2 separate regions of the Homo sapiens genome follow, and region 2 is linked to region 1. The links are chromatin loops, found by intact Hi-C in ENCODE. Cell type or tissue: chondrocyte. All regions are shown on one strand. Each heading gives the region's core, and the rest is flanking DNA. Links, peaks and the distances in the headings are about the cores only.

The links. Hi-C counts contacts between places; a loop is a spot of excess contacts. Peaks named below come from ENCODE experiments on the same cell type or tissue, not always from the same donor. Only the 100,000 strongest peaks of a DNase experiment are listed, where the experiment ranks them.
Region 2: a loop joins it to region 1, with 4 times the contacts of the local background. A loop is called at or near these places in 7 of 110 quality-filtered maps.

What each region holds. Positions count from the first base shown.
Region 1 is chr14:73,503,751-73,513,057 of GRCh38, forward strand. HEATR4 (HEAT repeat containing 4) reads right to left here. Exons shown (of 18, transcript NM_001220484.1): 7 at 8,256-8,399; 8 at 5,562-5,723; 9 at 4,384-4,544; 10 at 2,717-2,821. It also overlaps a transcript of ACOT1 not described here. Among named protein-coding and RNA genes, the nearest start is that of RIOX1, 17 kb to the left of the region's middle. In chondrocyte, for the core only: a CTCF peak has its summit at 5,061 (motif pointing right); no DNase peak of the experiment used is centred there.
Region 2 is chr14:73,864,322-73,872,321 of GRCh38, forward strand. The region is part of intron 3 of PTGR2 (prostaglandin reductase 2); the gene reads left to right. Among named protein-coding and RNA genes, the nearest start is that of PTGR2, 16 kb to the left of the region's middle. In chondrocyte, for the core only: a CTCF peak has its summit at 4,075 (motif pointing left); no DNase peak of the experiment used is centred there.

The DNA.
Region 1 (9,307 bases), core at 813-8,812:
ATTTACTAACGGAAGACTTATCCCTGCACCCCCAGGGGTAGCATAGTGCCTAGTGCGTCGGATGTGGTCAGAAACTGCATGCTTACTGAATGAGTGAAAAGACTCATAGACATACTGCCTTTCTTAGCTCCAGCAATCTGCCATGAAGTCCTCATCATCTTTACCTCAACCCCTGCTAGCTCTGCATGTCTTTTTACTTTCAGTTGTCAATTCTAAGTGACAAGTGCCAAGGAGGTGAAGGTACAAATGAATTGGAAGTTGTTAAAATGATATTGTTAAGATGCAGATTCTGATTGAGCTGGCTTAAGATGAGATTTTTGCATTTCTTTTTTTTTTTTTTTTTTGAGACGGAGTTTCACTCTTGTTGCCCAGGCTGGAGTGCAATGGCACGATCTCGGCTCACTGCAACCTCCGCCTCCTGGGTTCAAGTGACTCTCCTGCCTGAGCCTCCTGAGTAGCTGGGATTATGGGCATGTGCCACCAAGCCTGGCTAATTTTTTTTTTTTTTTTGAGACGGAGCCTCGCTCTGTTGCCCAGGCTGGGGCGCAGTGGTGCGATCTCAACTCACTGCAACCTCCACCTCCTGGGATCACGCCATTCTCCTGCCTCAGCCTCCCGAGGAGCTGGGACTACAGGTGCCTGCCACCACACCCGCCTAATTTTTTTTATTTTTAGTAGAGACAGGGTTTCACCGTGTTAGCCAGGATGGTCTCGATCTCCTGACCTCGTGATCCGCCCTCCTTGGCCTCCCAAAGTGCTGGGATTACAGGTGCGAGCCACTGTGCCCGGCCGATTTTTGCATTTCTAATAATGCTCCTAGGTGACGCCTGTGCTGCTGGTCCAGGACTTTAGCAGCAGGGTGCTATAGCACTTGAGACAGAACTAACCCAAGTCCAAAACCTTTTCAGGTGATTACTGTACTGAGTGGCCAGATTTTGTGCTTCCCATATCAAAATGTCAGGGTTACAGAGTGGAGGTTGTTCACTTATCATGGGAATGGCAATGTTCTGGGCTATTCTGGAGATATCCAAAGTTATAAGGAAAAGATGAAGTAGCACATAGGAAGAAGGGAAAGCTCCCATTTGGACAGCTGAAGATGATTGGGAAATAATGGCAAAAACGAAGTGTTGCCTGGAATTCCCTCTTTAGTTCTAGCTGAGCCCCACCATCTTCACCGACAGTTGGTTTGTTTTTTTTTTTAGATGGAGTCTCGCTCTGTCGCCCAGGCTGGAGTGCAGTGGCACGATCTTGGCTCACTGAAACCGCCGCCTCCCAGGTTTAAGCGATTCTCCTGCCTCAGCCTCCAAGTAGCTGGGATGACAGGTGTGTGCCACCATGCCCAGCTAATTAGAGATGGGGTTTTGCCATGATGACCAGGCTGGTTTCAACCTCCTGGTCTCAAGTGATCCACCCGCCTCAGCCTCCCAAGGTGCTGGGCTTACAGGCATGAGCCACCGTACCGGACCCCTTCACAGAACTTTAACCAATAAATTTAACCCACACTAATCTCTCTCTCTCTGAAAAGTTTTAAAAGGGTACCTTATATTTATTGCTTGTTCTTGAATCATTTGTGTATATTAGTCTTATTGTTCCTACCATAGTGTTAATTTTGTGAAAGTTGGGACAATGGTTTTTTTGTTTTGTTTTTTTTTGTTTTGTTTTTTGAGACAGAGTCTCGCACTGTCGCCCAGGCTGGAGTGCAGTGGTGCGATCTCGGCTCACTGCAACCTCTCCCTCCCAGGTTCAAGCAATTCTTGTGCCTCAGCCTTCCAAGTAGCTAGGATTACAGGTGCCAGCCACCACACCTGGCTAATTTTTGTATTTTAGTACAGATAGGATTTCACTATGTTGGCCAGGCTGGTCTGAAACTCCTGAGCTCTGATCCACCTGCCTTGGCCTCCCAAAGTGCTGGCATTACAGGTGTGAGCCACCGTGCCCGGCCGGGACTATGTTTTATATGTGTGTGCCGAACACTCTGAGAAGCAGCACAGACACTCATTTAGATGGGTTTTTGGGTAGTCTAAGTCAGTGCTTCTCGAATGATCTTTGATGAAGAACCAATTTTGGCGGGGGGGAAATATGTCATTGACTGATAAAGTCTGTTGATATTGAGGCAATATCAAATTACTATAAACGTTTCTTTTTTTTTTTTTTTTTTGAGATGGAGTCTCCCTCTGTCACCCAGGCTAGAGAGCAGTGGTGAGATCTTGGTTCACTGCAACCTCTGCCTCCTGGGTTCAAGCGATTCTCCTGCCTCAGCCTCCCAAGTAGCAGGGATTATAGGCGCGTGCCACCACACTCTGCTAATTTTTGTATTTTTAGTAGAGATGGAGTTTCACCATGTTGGTCAGGCTGGTCTCCAACTCCTGACCTCGTGATCCGCCTGCCTTGGCCTCCCCAAGTGCTGGGATTACAGATGTGAGCCACCGCACCCGGCCTACTATAAACGTTTCTAAACTCCTGTCAGTTTTTGTGCTATTTCATTGTGGATCAGTTACCAACAGTTTATGGACCACCAGTGCACTGAGAAGCATTGGCTTCCAGACAGACATATTAGCATTTGAAGATAATTCTGGGCTAGAAGTAAGAAGTAGTGATGTGGGAACAGAGATCTGTTTGGTAAGAATGGAATAATACATAGCAGCAAAAAGTAGAAGGCCTCTGTAGCTCAGCCTCTCTTAGGCTTTCTGTCCTGGAGGCAAAGAAAGAGGTTTACCAAGCAGACATTTCCACTGATCCGGGAGAAAGCCTGGCAGGCCACAATCCGGTTCTTCCATTGACAGCTGTTCAGCTCCACAGCAAGCATGGTGTGTATCAGGGTCTGAGGAAATGGAAGACTTGTATGGATATTCACAATCACTTTTAGAGATACTAGAACCTTGAAGTTACATTCTGAAATGGCATCCTGCATAATTAATGTCACCAGTGGGCTTACAAGAGATGGGGCATGTTTCCATCACAGCCAACTGACTCTGGGATCATAAATTGGGGAACAAAATACAAATTTAATAACTTAAACAGAAAACTGGGACCTTCCTTTCCTGACTTTAACTGTTTTTTTTTTTTTTTTTTTTTCTGAGAAGGTTGTCCCCCAGGCTGGAGTGCAGTGGCACAATCTCGGCTCACTGCAACCTCCGCCTCTCGGGTTCAAGTGATTCTGTTGCCTCAGCCTCCCAAGTAGCTGGGATTACAGGCGCCTGCCACCACGCCCGGTTAATTTTTGTATTTTTAGTAGAGGCGGGGTTTTACCATGTTGGTGCCAGGCTGGTCTTGAATTCCTGACCTCAGGTGATCTGCCTGCCTCGGCCTCCCAAAGTGCTGGGATTACAGGCGTGAGCCACCGTGCCCGGCCTTCTGTCTTTAACTGTTTTTACCCCTAAAATGATTTTTATATGCCTCAAGCTTATGACTTTCACATTTCTATTGAAAGTAACTAAACACAAATATAGGCCTCTGCAGTTTTCAATGGTAAACTTCTAGCAGAAGCAAATTCTACATGTCAGAACTCTTCTTGCATATGCAAATAGAGACCATTTGCAACCTAATTCTCACTTTTCTCTCAGCTAACTATTGTGACTTCCCTTTGTATACACCTCTACACCCAGGTTTACTCATGCTTATTCTACGTTTACTTATGCTTGAGATTGTCAACCCAACCGGCTGCATTTTATCTAATTAATTAATTGTGTAATTAATTTTTTGAGGCAGGGTCTTGCTCTGTCGCTCAGGCTGGAGTACAGTGGTGTGATCTCAGCTCGCTGCAGCCCCAACCTGCCAGGCTCAAGTGATCCTCCCACCTCAGCCTCTTGAGTAGCTAGGATTACAGGCACATACCACCATGCCTGACTAATTTTATTTCTTTTTTTGTAGAGACAGGGTCTCACTATATTGCCCAGGCTGGTCTTGAAATCCTGGACTCAAGGGATACTCCCACCTCAGCCTCCCAAAGTGCTGGGATTACAGGCGTGAGCGACCATGCCCAGCCCAGCTGCATTTTATTTTATTTGTTTGAGACAGAGTCTTGCTCTGTCACCTAGGCTGGAGTGTAGTGGCGTGATCTCAGCTCACTGCAACCTTCACCTCCCAGGCTGAAGTGATTTTCATGCCTCAGCCTCCCGAGTAGCTGGGACTACTCAGTGTGGTACCACTGCACCTGTCTAATTTTTTTATTTTTAGTAGAGATGAGGTTTCACCCATGTTGGCCAGTCTGGTCTCGAACTCCTGACCTCAAGTGATCCACCTGCCTCGGCCTCCCGAAGTGTTGGGATTACAGGCATAAGCCACTGCCCCGGCCCCAGCTGCATTTCAGATTGCTTACATTCACTGACCTCAAAGACCTAATTGCTCCCCAAAACTGTGTCTGACCCGGTAATGGACACATACTGTCTTCTCACTCAGATAGCTCAGGAGGATATAAGACTGTTCCTCAGTGTCCTCATTCTTCTTTGTAAACAGCTGGTGGAGGATCCTCTTAATCACAGGGTAAGTAGCAGTACCTTCCAGAGCCAAGCACTGAGCTGCAGCCCAGCTATCCACACTGTTACCTGCCACAGTTGGGTGAAAAAGAGTTCAGAATGGTGATGTGTTTTCCCCCTAGAGAACAGCCTTTGGATTGATACCCAAGGCTGCTACCCCACCTGATATCTCACTTCCTTGTGCCCCACTCAGTCTAGAAATACAATTTCTTATTTAAACCATATTGAGAAGAATCATATTGGCTGGGCACGGTGGCTAACACCTGTAGTCCTCACATTTTGGGAGGCCAAGGTGGGCGGATCACCTAAGGTCAGGAGTTCAAGACCAGCCTGGCCAACATGGTAAAACCCCATCTCTACTAAAAATACAAAAATCAGCCAGGCGTGGTGGCATGCGCCTGTAATCCCAGCTACTTGGGAAGCCGAGGCAGGAGAATTGCTTGAACCCAGGAGGCGGAGGTTGCAGTGTGAGCTGAGATCCCACCATTGCACTCCAGCCTGGGCAACGAGAGTGAAACTCTGTCTCAAAAAAAAAAAAAAAAAAAAAAAAAATTTAGTCCAGCTACCACTTGGTGGCAGTGTACCTGTTTTGTTAAAGTACCTAGAAAGAGCAAATTTTCTTTTTTTCCTTTTTTTTAGAGACAGGGTCTTGCTCTGTCACCCAGGTTGGAGTACAGTGGCACCATTGTGGCTTATTGCAGCTTCAACCCCCTGGGCTCAAGCTGACTCTGATAAGCATGTATATATAGGTCTGCCTCAGCCTCCTAGGTAGCTGGGTCTACAGGAGCACACCACCGCACCTGGCTAATTTTAAAATTTTTTATAGAGATGGGGTCTTGTTATGTTGCCCAGGCTGGTTTAGAACTCCTATGCTCAGGTGATCCTGTCGCCTTGGCCTCCCAAAGTGCTGGGATTACAGGTGTGAGCGACAGTGTCTGGTCCTAATTTTCAAATGGTCTAACATAAATCTAAACCCAATACAGCAGACATTGCAGAGCATCACAGTGGAGAGGAAAGGACTGGGAAAGCTGATAGTGAGATGTCTATCCCATATTTCCAGGTCAGAAGTAACAGGGAGTTACTCACCCTTCAGAAGGGCAGTCTGCATGATGTTCCGGGCAAGGGGATTATGTGACTGTATGGCATATTGGCATATTGCTGCTGCCATCCGCACATGGGCATTCTTGTCACAAAGAGCAGCCTCTAGGGCAGGCAGTAGAACCTCCGGCAAGTCCTGGATGGTCTTGTCTGTGATCAAAAGAGCCAGGTAAGAGAGTACTAGCCCCTTTGCTTTTCTCACACACAGCTTCCTTCCTACAGCCATGTGGTGGCCAACCTCAGTCCCAGCTGCAGTTGCTTAGTGCTATGTAATATAATTACAGTTTAGCTGAGCCCTTCAGATGGGCAGGATTTTCTGCTCAAGGTGTTAAAGCTCACCTGTGTGCTGGTATGCCAATTCCCAATCCTTTATCATCTGGCCTCTAAACAGCTATATTTAAGCCGAAGAAGAATGTTTCCAGCTAGGCTACAGTGAACTACACCATTAGTTTTAGTGATTAAAAGCAACCAATTTGCCCCATGAGCCCATATATATATATATATATATATATATATATATATATATATATATATATATATATATATTTATTTATTTTATATATTTTTTGAGACGGAGTCTTGTTCTGTCACCTGGGCTGGAGTGCAGTGGTGTGATCTCAGCTCACTGCAAGCTCCGCCTCCTGGGTTCACACCATTCTCCTGCCTCAGCCTCCCGAGTAGCTGGGACTACAGGCACCCAGCTAATTTTTAGTATTCTTAGTAGAGATGGGATTTCACCGTGTTAGCCAGGATGGTCTCGATCTCCTGACCTTGTGATCCACCTGCCTCAGCCTCCCAAAGTGCTGGGATTACAGACGTGTGCCACCGCCCCCAGCTGAGCCTTTATATTTGTAAGAACAATTATATTTAGGTAGTGCTTTATAATATAGTGTTTTTACATTATCTTGTTATCTTTCAACCTTGGTTGAATTAGGCAAGGTAGGTATCATTGTAGAGCTCACTAGGGAGTCTTTTTTGGTTCAACTAAACAGTAAGGTTCATAAGACTGTCATGGGCCATGCATGGCACCAGAAGAATATGGGACAGGAGCATAGTTTGTCAACAGGGCAGCAGCATCAGGCATCCCTGTTGGCTGGAGTTTTTTTGTTTTTGTTTTTGTTTTTTTTTTGAGATAGAGTTTTTGCTCTGTTGCCCAGGCTGGAGTACAATGGCACAATCTTGGCTCACTGCAACTTCTGCTTCCTGGGTTCAGGCGATTCTTCTGCCTCAGCCTTCCGAGTATCTGGGACTACAGGCACCTGTCACCACGCCTGGCTAATTTTTGTATTTTTGGTAGAGATGAGGTTTCACCATGTTGGCCAGGCTGGTCTTGAACCCTTGACTTCAGGTGATCCACCTGCCTTGGCCTTCCAAAGTGCTGGAATTACAAGTGTGAGCCACCACACCTGGCTTTGGCTGCAGTTCTTGAGGCTGTCTTGAGCATTCCACAGAGTCTTGGGGACAGCACAGGAGCATGTTGTTTATTCACTGGGTGAATTTATGCTTTACAGGAACTAATATCTCTTATAAAAACTCCATAGACACAATTCTAGGGTCCACAAAGGGCCTGCCTGTTATAAGTTACAGTATCCAGGGAGGCCCAAACTATGGTGTCCCTATCAAGTATTTATATTTCACTTATAGCTCTTCTCAGTCCCAATGTAATTTATCAAACAGGATTTATATCATAACCAATGTTGCCTATAAAGATAGTTCTTATCAGGTGTTTAGGGGAACAGGTGGGCATTTAACTGAAGTTCAAATTCTCAAGTAGGAAGGGGAAAGGTTTGTTATCCCTTTGTCTACCACTAGTCTCATTTTATAGATAGGTAATTTGAAGCTCAGAGAGGTTAGCTGACTGCCCAAGGAGTGGCACAGCTAAGCCCGTGAATCATATTTTAAGATTTTGTCAGGTGCGGTGGCTCATGCCTGTAATCCCAGCACTTTGGGAGGCTGAGGTGGGTGGATCACTTGAGGTCAGGAGTTCAAGACCAGCCTGGCCAACATGGTGAAACCCCATCTCTACTAAAAATACAAAAAAATGAGCTGGGCATGGTGGCACACGCCTGTATGTAGTCCCAGCTACTCGGGAGACTAGGGCAGGAGAATTGCTTGAACCTGGGAGGTGGAGGTTGCAGTGAGCAGAGATCGCGCCACTGCACTCCAGCCTGGGTGACAGAGCAAGACTCTGTCTCAAAAATAAATAAATAAATAAATAAATAAATAAATAAATAAATAAATAAAATAAAATAAAAAAGAATGGGCTCTTGGCTGGGCACAGTGGCTCACGCCTGTAATCCCAGCAGTTTGGGAGGTTAAGGTGGGAGGATTACTTGAGGCCAGGAGTTCAAGACTAGCCTGGTCAACATAGCAAGACACAGTCTCTACCAAAAACAAAAACAAAAAAGAATGGGATCTTCAAGGTGGGAAATGTTAACTTCTCTGCAGGCCACTGAGCAAACAAAAGGTGATGAAATGTAGTTCAAAAATTACTGGACTAGAAGTCTGGAATTTTAATCTCGTCTCTATTGCTGATAAGCATGTATATATAGGCCAGTCTCTAAGTCTTGGTTTCCACATTTGTAAAATGATCTCAGATAAGCCCTGGGTCCCTACCAGTTCAGATGTTCCATGGCTTTATGAGTTGCTTATGTTCTCAAGCAGTTCAGCTTTGGCTCTCACCTGAGTCTCTCTGGCTGGTGGCAATCCGGGGCCGTTCCAAAGCAGCTGTGGCACATGTGGTGATAGCTTTGATCCGAACGTCATCATGCAGGTCTCCCAAGCTCTGAAGCAGGTTCTCTACTGTCTCATGGTGCCACTCTATGACTGAGCCGCAGTGAGGGAAATGAAAAGAGAACCACCTGGTTAGGGTTAGATATTGTGCTGCAGGCAGGTGACAAGAAGTCTGCCCTTCACCCAGAATAATTCAAGCAAAACATTAGCTCAGAAGAATAAAGGGCCCAGAGATGGGGTCTTTAGGGAGTTATTTCTCTGATGATCCATGTACCCTCACAAGTAAGTTCCCAGACAAAACTTCTCCCAACCCCATCGTATCTATCTCTCTTTCTTTAAATCACTTTTCGTTGTAACCATCTGGGAAATAAAAGTGACAATAAAACAAAGTAGTTAAGAGTACTTTGTTTTCAGACATACCTGGTTTGGGATCACAGTTATTAGCTGTGTGACTGTGGATAAGTTACTTAACCCTGAGCCTGAGATTTCTTATTTGTAATACAGGCATAATACTAGAACCCACATATTGAGTTATTCTTACTGTTAAATGAGTTAACTAGACAAAGTGTTTAGCAAAATGCCTGGCAAGATAATGAAGGTTCAATAAATGTTAACTATTGTGGTTTTCATTAGGTTCTTTGTCTTTGAGGGCACTTCCATTTGGCTTTCAACATCTTCCTCATTTTAGTTGCTAAATACTCTTTTGGCAGGTATCAGACTTTTATTTCAAAGCTCCTATTATCTGTAGGTGTTTCCTTCAGTCTTTTTTGTTATTGTTTATCTGATCCAGTTTACCTAATGGATTGCCTCTCTTTTTCCTGCACTAACTAAGCTTGTCTATCATGTTCTGAAAGCCAGCAGCTATTGAGTTCTCAAATACCATAGCTTTCAACAGTCCTTGCCAGGCCATTACTTTGTCCCAGGCACTCAGACTTCTACTCTCCTATCTTTGAAGGCAAAGTAGGTATAGGATAGCCCCAACTCTACGAATGAATTTTGGA
Region 2 (8,000 bases), core at 1-8,000, 360 kb after region 1:
TAGGTCATACAGTAAGTATATGTTTAACCTTTTGAGGAACTACCGAACTATTTTCCAAAGTGGCTTTACCATTTTCCAATCCCACCATCAGTGTGTGAAGGTTCCAGTTTTCCACATCCTCACTAACACTTGTTATTATCTGTCTTTTTGGTTATAGCCATTCTAGTTGGTGTAAAGTGATATCTCCTTGTGGTTTTCTTTTGTATTTCCTTATGGCTAATAATGTTGAGCATGTTTTTAATGTGCTTATTGGTCATTTGCATGTCTTTTTTGGAGACATGTCTATTCAGATTTCTTGTGCATTTTAAAAGTTGGATTATCTGTGTTTTTATTACTGAGTTGTAAGAGTTGTTTATATATTCTTGATATAAGCTTCTTGCTGGATGTATGATCTATAAATATTTTCTTCTATGCTGTAGGTTGTCTTTTTATTCTCTTGATAGTATCCATTGAAGCACAAAAGTTTTTAATTTTGATAAAGTCCGATTTATCTCTTTTTTTGTTTGTCACGTATACTTTCAATACTTTCAGACTCATATCTAAGAAGGCTTTGCCTCACTTAAGGTCATGAAGATTTAGTCGTATATTTTCTGCTAAGAGTTTTATAGTTTTGCTCTAACATTTAAGTCAGTAACACATTTTGGGTTAAACTCTATGTATGCGTATGAGGAAGGGGTCTGTATTAATCAAGATTCTTTAGAGAGACAGAAACACAAACACACACATAGGCATGCACCCACAGACATGCACACACATATATATGAGAGGGGACTTATAAGAGGAATTGGCTCACAAGATTATGGAAGCTGAGAGTTCCCATGATAGGCTGTCTACAAACTGGAGAACCAGAGAAGCTGGTAGCATGGCTCAATCCAAGCTGGAAGGCCCGACAACCAAGGAAGCCATTGGTATACTTGTCAGTCCCAAGGCCTGAGAGCCCAGGAAGCCATGGGTGCAGTCTCAGAGTACAAAGGCTGAAGAACCTGGAGTTCTTATGTCAGAGGGCAGGAGAAGAAGGGTGTCCTGCTTTGCAGGAGAGAGAGAGAATTTGTCCTTCACCTGCTTTTTTGTTCCATCTGGGCTCCTTGTTGAATGGATGGTGCCCACCCACATTGAGGGCAGATCTTCACCACATAGTCCACAGACTCACCTGCTAGTTACCTCTGAAAACACCCTCAAGGACATATCCAGAAACAATGCTTCACAAGCCATCTAGGCATTCCTCTATCCAGTCAAGTTGACGCCTAAAATTATCCATCACAGGGCCCAACTCATTCTTTTTTACAATCTCAAACTCCCTGGGCTCAAGTGATTCTCCTGTCTCAGACTCCCAAGTAACTGGGACGATAGGTGCAAGCCACCACACCTGACCTAACTTCACTCTTTTGCAAGTGAATATACAGTCGTGTCAGCACTTTTTTTTTTTTTAAGAGAGACCAGAAATATTTGACCACGAAGGGACATGAACCAGCACTGTTTGTTGAAAAGATAATTCTTTCCTCATTGGTTTGTCTTAGTACTCTTGTTGAAAACCAACTGACCATAAATATGAGGGTTTATTTCTGGACTTTCAACTCTATTCTAGCAATCTGTATATCTGTCATGCTAGTACCTCGCTCTCTTAATTACTGTAGCTTTGTAATAAGTTTTGAAATGAGCAAGTGTGAGTCTTCCAATCTGTTTTTCTTTTTTTTTTTTTGAGATGGAGTCTTGCTCTGTCGCCAGTCTGGAGTGCAGTGGCGCTATCTTGGCTCACTGCAACCTCCACTTCCCGGGTTCAAGTGGTTCCCCTGCCTCAGCCTCCTGAGTAGCTGGGACTACAGGCACCCACCACCACACCTGGCTAATATTTTGTATTTTTAGCAGAGACGGGGTTTCACCATATTGGCCAGGTGGGTCTTGAACTCCTGACCTTCAGGTGATCCACCCACCTCGGCCTCCGAAAGTGCTGGGATTACAGGCATGAGCTACTATGCCTGAACAATTTTTTGTATTTTAGTAGAGACAGGGTTTCACCATGTTGGCCAGGATGGTCTTGATCTCCTAACCTTGTGATCCTCCCGCCTCAGCCTCCCAAAGTGCTGGGATTACAGGTGTGAGCCACCCCACCTGGCCTGTTTTTCTTTTTTAAGATTGTTTTGGCTCTTCTGGGTCCCATGAATTTTCATATGAACTTTAGAACCAGCTTGTCAGTTTCTGCACAGAAGATTTTGATAGGGATTTTGATAGGGATTGCTTTGAGTCTGTAGATCAATTTGGGGAGTATTGTCTTCTGTGATGGTTCATTTTATGTGTCCACTTAACTAGGCCATGGGATGTCTAAATAGCTGGTTGAACGTTATTTCTGGGTGTGTCTGCAAGGGTGTTTCTAGAAGAGATTAGCTTTTGGATTGGTGGACTGAAAAAAGCAGATGTCCTTCTCTAATGTGGGTGGGCATCATCCAGTCCATTGAGGGCCTAAGGAGAACAAAATGTAGAAGAAGGTTGCTGGGTGCGGTGTCTCACACCTGTAATCCCAGCACTTTGGGAGGCTGAGGCGGGCAGATCACCTGAGGTCAGACGTTCAGGACCAGCCTGGCCAACGTGGTGAAACCCCGTCTCTACTAAGAATACAAAAATTAGCCGGGTGTGGTGGCAGGCACCTGTAATCCCAGCTACTCAGGAAGCTGAGGCAAGAGAATTGTTTGAACCCGGGAGGCGGAGATTGCAGTAAGCCAAGATCGCGGCATTGCACTCCAGCCTGTGTGACAGAGCAAGACTCTGTCTCAAAAAAAAAAAAAAAAAAAACAAAAAAACAAAAAAAAGAAGAAGAAGAAGGTTGAACTAACTCTGACTGCTTAAGCTGGAGCATCATTCTTCTCCTGTCCTCAGAGTTCCTGGTTCTCAGGCCTTCAGATCTGGACTAGAATCTCTACTGTCAGCTTACCTGCTCTCATTCACTGGAACCACACTGCTGGCTTTTCTGAGTCTTCAGCTTGCAGATGGCAGATAATGGGACTTCTTAGCCTCTCTAACTGCATGAGCCAATACCTTATAATAAATCTCTTCATAGATATGTATGTATCCTGTTGGTTCTGTTTCTCTGGAGAATTCTGATGAAAACAATATCCTAATACACTGATCCATGAATGCATGATGTCTTTCTACTTATTTGGGTGTTCATTAATTTCTTTCTGTCTTTAAAAAAAAAAGATTTTAGGGGAGGAAAAATGATGGAACAACTAGGATTATAATATAAATTGAATTAATGATCTTCACTTCGAACACTCCCAACTTCAAAGCAAAAACAAAAACCAAAAAACCTCTTTTTCCTCCAGGGAAGTAAATATTTTGTCTACTTACTCATTTCATGCTAGAAAGCACAGTCTTGAGAATTTTGCCTCTACCAGGTCCTGTGGATCCCACCTCCTAAATACCTCTCAATTCAGTCCATGTCTTAGTAATTCCAGGGAAGTCTACCTAGTCTGAATCACCGTTGTTTCTTTCCTAATGGGGTAGGTACCCTTGCATACACACTTTGCCCCTTTAAGCCATTTTTCACACTGCAGCCAGAATGCCAGAGTGATTCTTCTTATAACAGCAACTAATTGTGTCACCTTGCTTAAAGTGGTTTAATGGCTTCCCATTAGTTTTGGAATTGAGACCAATCAGCCTTGACATGGTCTAAGAAGCTACATAACCTGGGCTAGGCACGGTGGCTCACGCTTGTAATCCTAGCACTTTGGGAGGCCGAGGTGGGTGGATAACCTGAGGTCAGGAGTTTGACACCAGCCTGGCCAACATAGTGAAACCCCGTCTCTACTAAAAATACAAAAAAATTAGCCAGGCGTGGTGGCACATGCCTGTAGTCCCAGCTACTTGGGAGGCTGAGGCAGGAAAATCACTTGAGCCCGGGAGGCCGAGGTTGCAGTGAGCCGAGATCACGCCACTGCACTCCAGCCTGGGCAACAGAGCAAGACTCTGTCTCAAAAAAAAAAAGAAGCTACATAACCTGACTCCTTTACCTGTCCAGGCTCAGAGAAGCCTGCCAATTACCCTCACACTGTTGCCTCAGTGGATGTCTGTCTTTTGTAACACATCAGTGCCCCCTTCTGCTTAATCTTTGTATGAATCATGTTTTTAATTTAGTGTATTTTAGGATGTTTTGACATCTTAGGGGGCTTGTGAATCCTAGAGTAACTGTCCCTGGCAGGATTTGCTTATTTTTAGAGATAACAACTTGCATTTGAGTCTTGCCATTCATATACAAACCAACCAATCCAAAGCCCATATCCCTAAACTCCTCCTCTATCTAACTCACACTCCCCTGCCTTAAATCACCTCAGGGCCAGATGCTGCACAACTTAAGAACCACCCCTGTATATCAGAGCCCTCTGACATTATTAAAGCTGTCATGTAATATACTCAAGGTTACCTACCCTGCCTTGCCCGTTCTTTCCTGTGGAAACCAAAGATACTTCTTCCTTAAAAAAAAAAAAGAAGACTCTGGGCCATGCTCTTCCTTGCTCCTTTGCCCTCTTGACCAACTCTTGTGCTTCCCCATGCGACCCTTCTTGGCATATTGTGCCCTCCCCTCTCGGCAACTGTAAGAAATTCTTCTTTCAAGGCAGTTGTCTTCGTATCTATCATTTTACCATACCTGGTTAAAACAGAGTCCCAGGTACATATTAAAGCAAGCCTTCATACATGTTGGCCCTCTATCTAAAAGCCTCTTCCCACTCCTTTCCCTTTACCTGGTAATCCCTGTTATTCCCTAGATGCCTGCTTTAAAGAGATTTCCTTTGGTAAATCACCCTGAACCCTCAGACTAGTCCAGACCTCTCTTTGATATTTTCCTCTTGACATTCAGCATTTATCCCAATTGAAAGTAATAATTACATTTGTGTAGTTATTAGATTATCTGTCTTCCTTAGTAAAAAGTAAGCTTATGGGCTGGGTGCCATGGCTCATACTTATAATCCCAGCACACTGGGAGGCTGAGGCAGGAGGATCACTTGACCCCAGGAGTTTGAAACCATCCTGGGCAACACAGAAAGATGCCATCAATACCAAAAAAAGGAAATTAGGTGAGTGTTAAGGTGCACCAGCCACTCTGGAGGCTGAGGCGGGAGGATCACTTGAGCCCGGGAGGTGGGAGGATCACTTGAGCCCGGGAAGTGGGAGGATCACTTGAGCCCAGGAGGTCGAAGCTGTAGTGAGCTGTGATCATGCCACTGCACTCCAGCCTGGGCAACAGAGTGAGACCGTGCCTCAAAAAAAAAAAAAAAAGTTTATGAAAACAAAGTTCGTATTTATCACTGTATCTCCAGTGACTAGCATAATGTTTATTAAATGTTAATTGCATAAAGGAAGGAAGAAAAATCACTTTGGGATACTTTCACTAGACATTCTCTATGCCTCATTCCTTTAAAAAAAATAATCAGGCTGGGCGAGGTGGCTCATGCTGGTAATCCCAGCATTTTGGGAGGCTGAGGCGGGCGGATCACTTGAGGTCAGGAGTTTGAGACCAGCCTGGCCAACATGGTGAAACACCGTCTCTACGAAAACTACAAAAATTAGCCAGGCGTGGTGGCATGTGCCTGTTATCTCAGCTACTCAGGACGCTGAGGCAGGAGAATCGCTTGAGCCGGGGAGGCGGAGGTTGCATTGAGCTGAGATTGTGCCATTCCACTGCACTCCAGCTTGAGTGACAGAGACTCCGTCTCAGAGAGAAAAAAAAAAAAGAATCAGCTGGGCATGGTGGCTTGGGCCTGTAATTCCAGCTACTTGGGAGACTTGAGGTGGGAGGATGGCTTGAAGCCATGAGTTCAAGTCCAGCTTGGGCAGCAACGCAAGACCCCAACTCTAAAAAATAGAAAAATCTTAAGCAACCTTTTTTTTTTTTTTTTTTGAGATAGAGTCTTGCTCTGTGCAGTGGCACAATCTTGGCTTACTGCCACCTCTGCCTCCCGGGTTCAAGTGATTCTCCTGCCTCAGCCTTCTGAATAGCTGGGATTACAGATGCCTGCCACCACGCCCAGCTAATTTTTGTATTTTTTAGTAGAGATGGGGTTTCGCCATGTTGGCCAGGCTGGTCTCAAACTCCTGACCTCAGGTGATCTGCCCGCCTTGGCCTCCCAGAGTGCTGGGATTACAGACATGAGCCACCACACCAGACCTCTTAAGCAGCTTTAAAAGGGAAAAGGGAGTCTAACAAACATTAAATAATTGAGATTTTATATCATTCCAAATTCACAACTAAAATTAATCATTATGTGTACACAGTATTTTACATGATTATCCTTAATGTGCATATACAACTTGGCTTTCATATTCTTTTTATTCTTTTTAAAATTTTTATTTTCATTTGACAGAGAGGAGTGTCTTACTGTGTTGGCCAGTCTGGTCTCAAAGTCCTGGCCTCAAGCGATCCTCCTGCCTCAGCCTCCCAAAGTGGTGGGTTTACAGATGTGCTTTCATATTCTTTAAGTGACTTTATATGGAAAAACTAGTTCAAATATTATTATTTTAGTGGTTAATAACATTCTGTTCTGTTGACATCATTTGTTTAGCTATAGGGAATTACTTGTGTGATATTGTGATTTATAATAGGAAATATTTGGTCTTCTTGCTCTTTGCTGGCACACAATTCCTAAAGCCCTTGGAATCTCCAAGGTGTCTTTTTGTATTCTAATGAGATGACAAGTGGTTGGGAGCTCCTGGATAGCCTCAGGATGGGGGCTGGTTACCAAGGCAACCAACCATATGATCAGAGGGTTGGAACTTTTATTCCTACCACCTTACCTCCAGGTAGGGGACAGCAGGTGAAGGTTGAGTTTATCACCAATGGCCAGTGGTTTAATCAATCATGTCTATATAATGACGCCTTCATCAAAACCCAAAAGGACCTGATTGAGGAGTTTCCAAATAGCTGAACACATGGTGATTCCTGTAGGGTGGTGCACCTGGAGAGGGTGTGGAAACTCCACGCCTTTTCCCATATAACTTACCCCATGCATCTCTTCTATTTGGCTGTTCATCTTTTTTTTTTTTTTTTTTTTTTTTTTAATTTTTGTTCTTTTTTTGTCTTTTTAAAAAATTTTTATTATTTTTATTTGGCTATTCATCTATATCCTTTGTAATATCCTTTATAATAAACAGTAAATGTGAGTAAAGTATTTCTCTGACTTCTGTGAGGTGCTCTAGCAAATTAAACCAAAGGAGAGGGTAGAGTGGGGACCCTGATTTATAGCCAGTTTGTCAGAAGCACAGACCATAACCTAGGGCTTGAGATTGGCATCTGAAGTAGGTGCAGTCTTGTGGGACTGAGCCTTTAATCTGTGGGACCTGACACTATATCCAGGTAGATAGTGTCACAGTTGAACTGAATGGAATTAGGGGACACCCAGTTGATGTCCTCTGCAGAATTGCTTGGTTGGTGTATGGGGAAATACCCCTCCACATCTGTTTTTAGAAGTGTTGAGTGGTGAGTGAAAGGAGGAAAAAGTAGATTTTTTTCCTATATCTCAGAGAGCTTATTTCCATTTTTCCTACTAGCTGTGTTTAAGTGCCCTTGGTCTGGCCAGTGTCTATGGCTGCACTTGCTTTTAAGGAATACGTGGGAGGTGGCACACAAGCAGAAGCAAATGTATTCTTACAGAAGCTTCTGCATCAGTTCTCTGTTTCGTCTTTTACCCGTTTTACCTGGGTACACCGAACCACATGGGACCCCTTAATCAGGTGTCCTTCCATGTTTTCCATTTCCTGGTCCGTGCTGTCGTCCTCTACATTTTGGATTTCATGATAGAGGCAAGAGTGAGCCACAGAGGAAGAGAGCCTTGACTGCTACCAAGAGAAGTTGTTAGCCTTCCTCTTGAGATGGGGTGCAGTCCCATTGTGACATTCTGTCTTTGAGGGGTGAAGAGAGCACTTATCTGAGGTTAGGGGGCATGAAATAGGGAGCGTACTTGGTCTGAAGTTGGGATGAGCAACTGTATAAAATTCACTTCACTTCTTTTTGG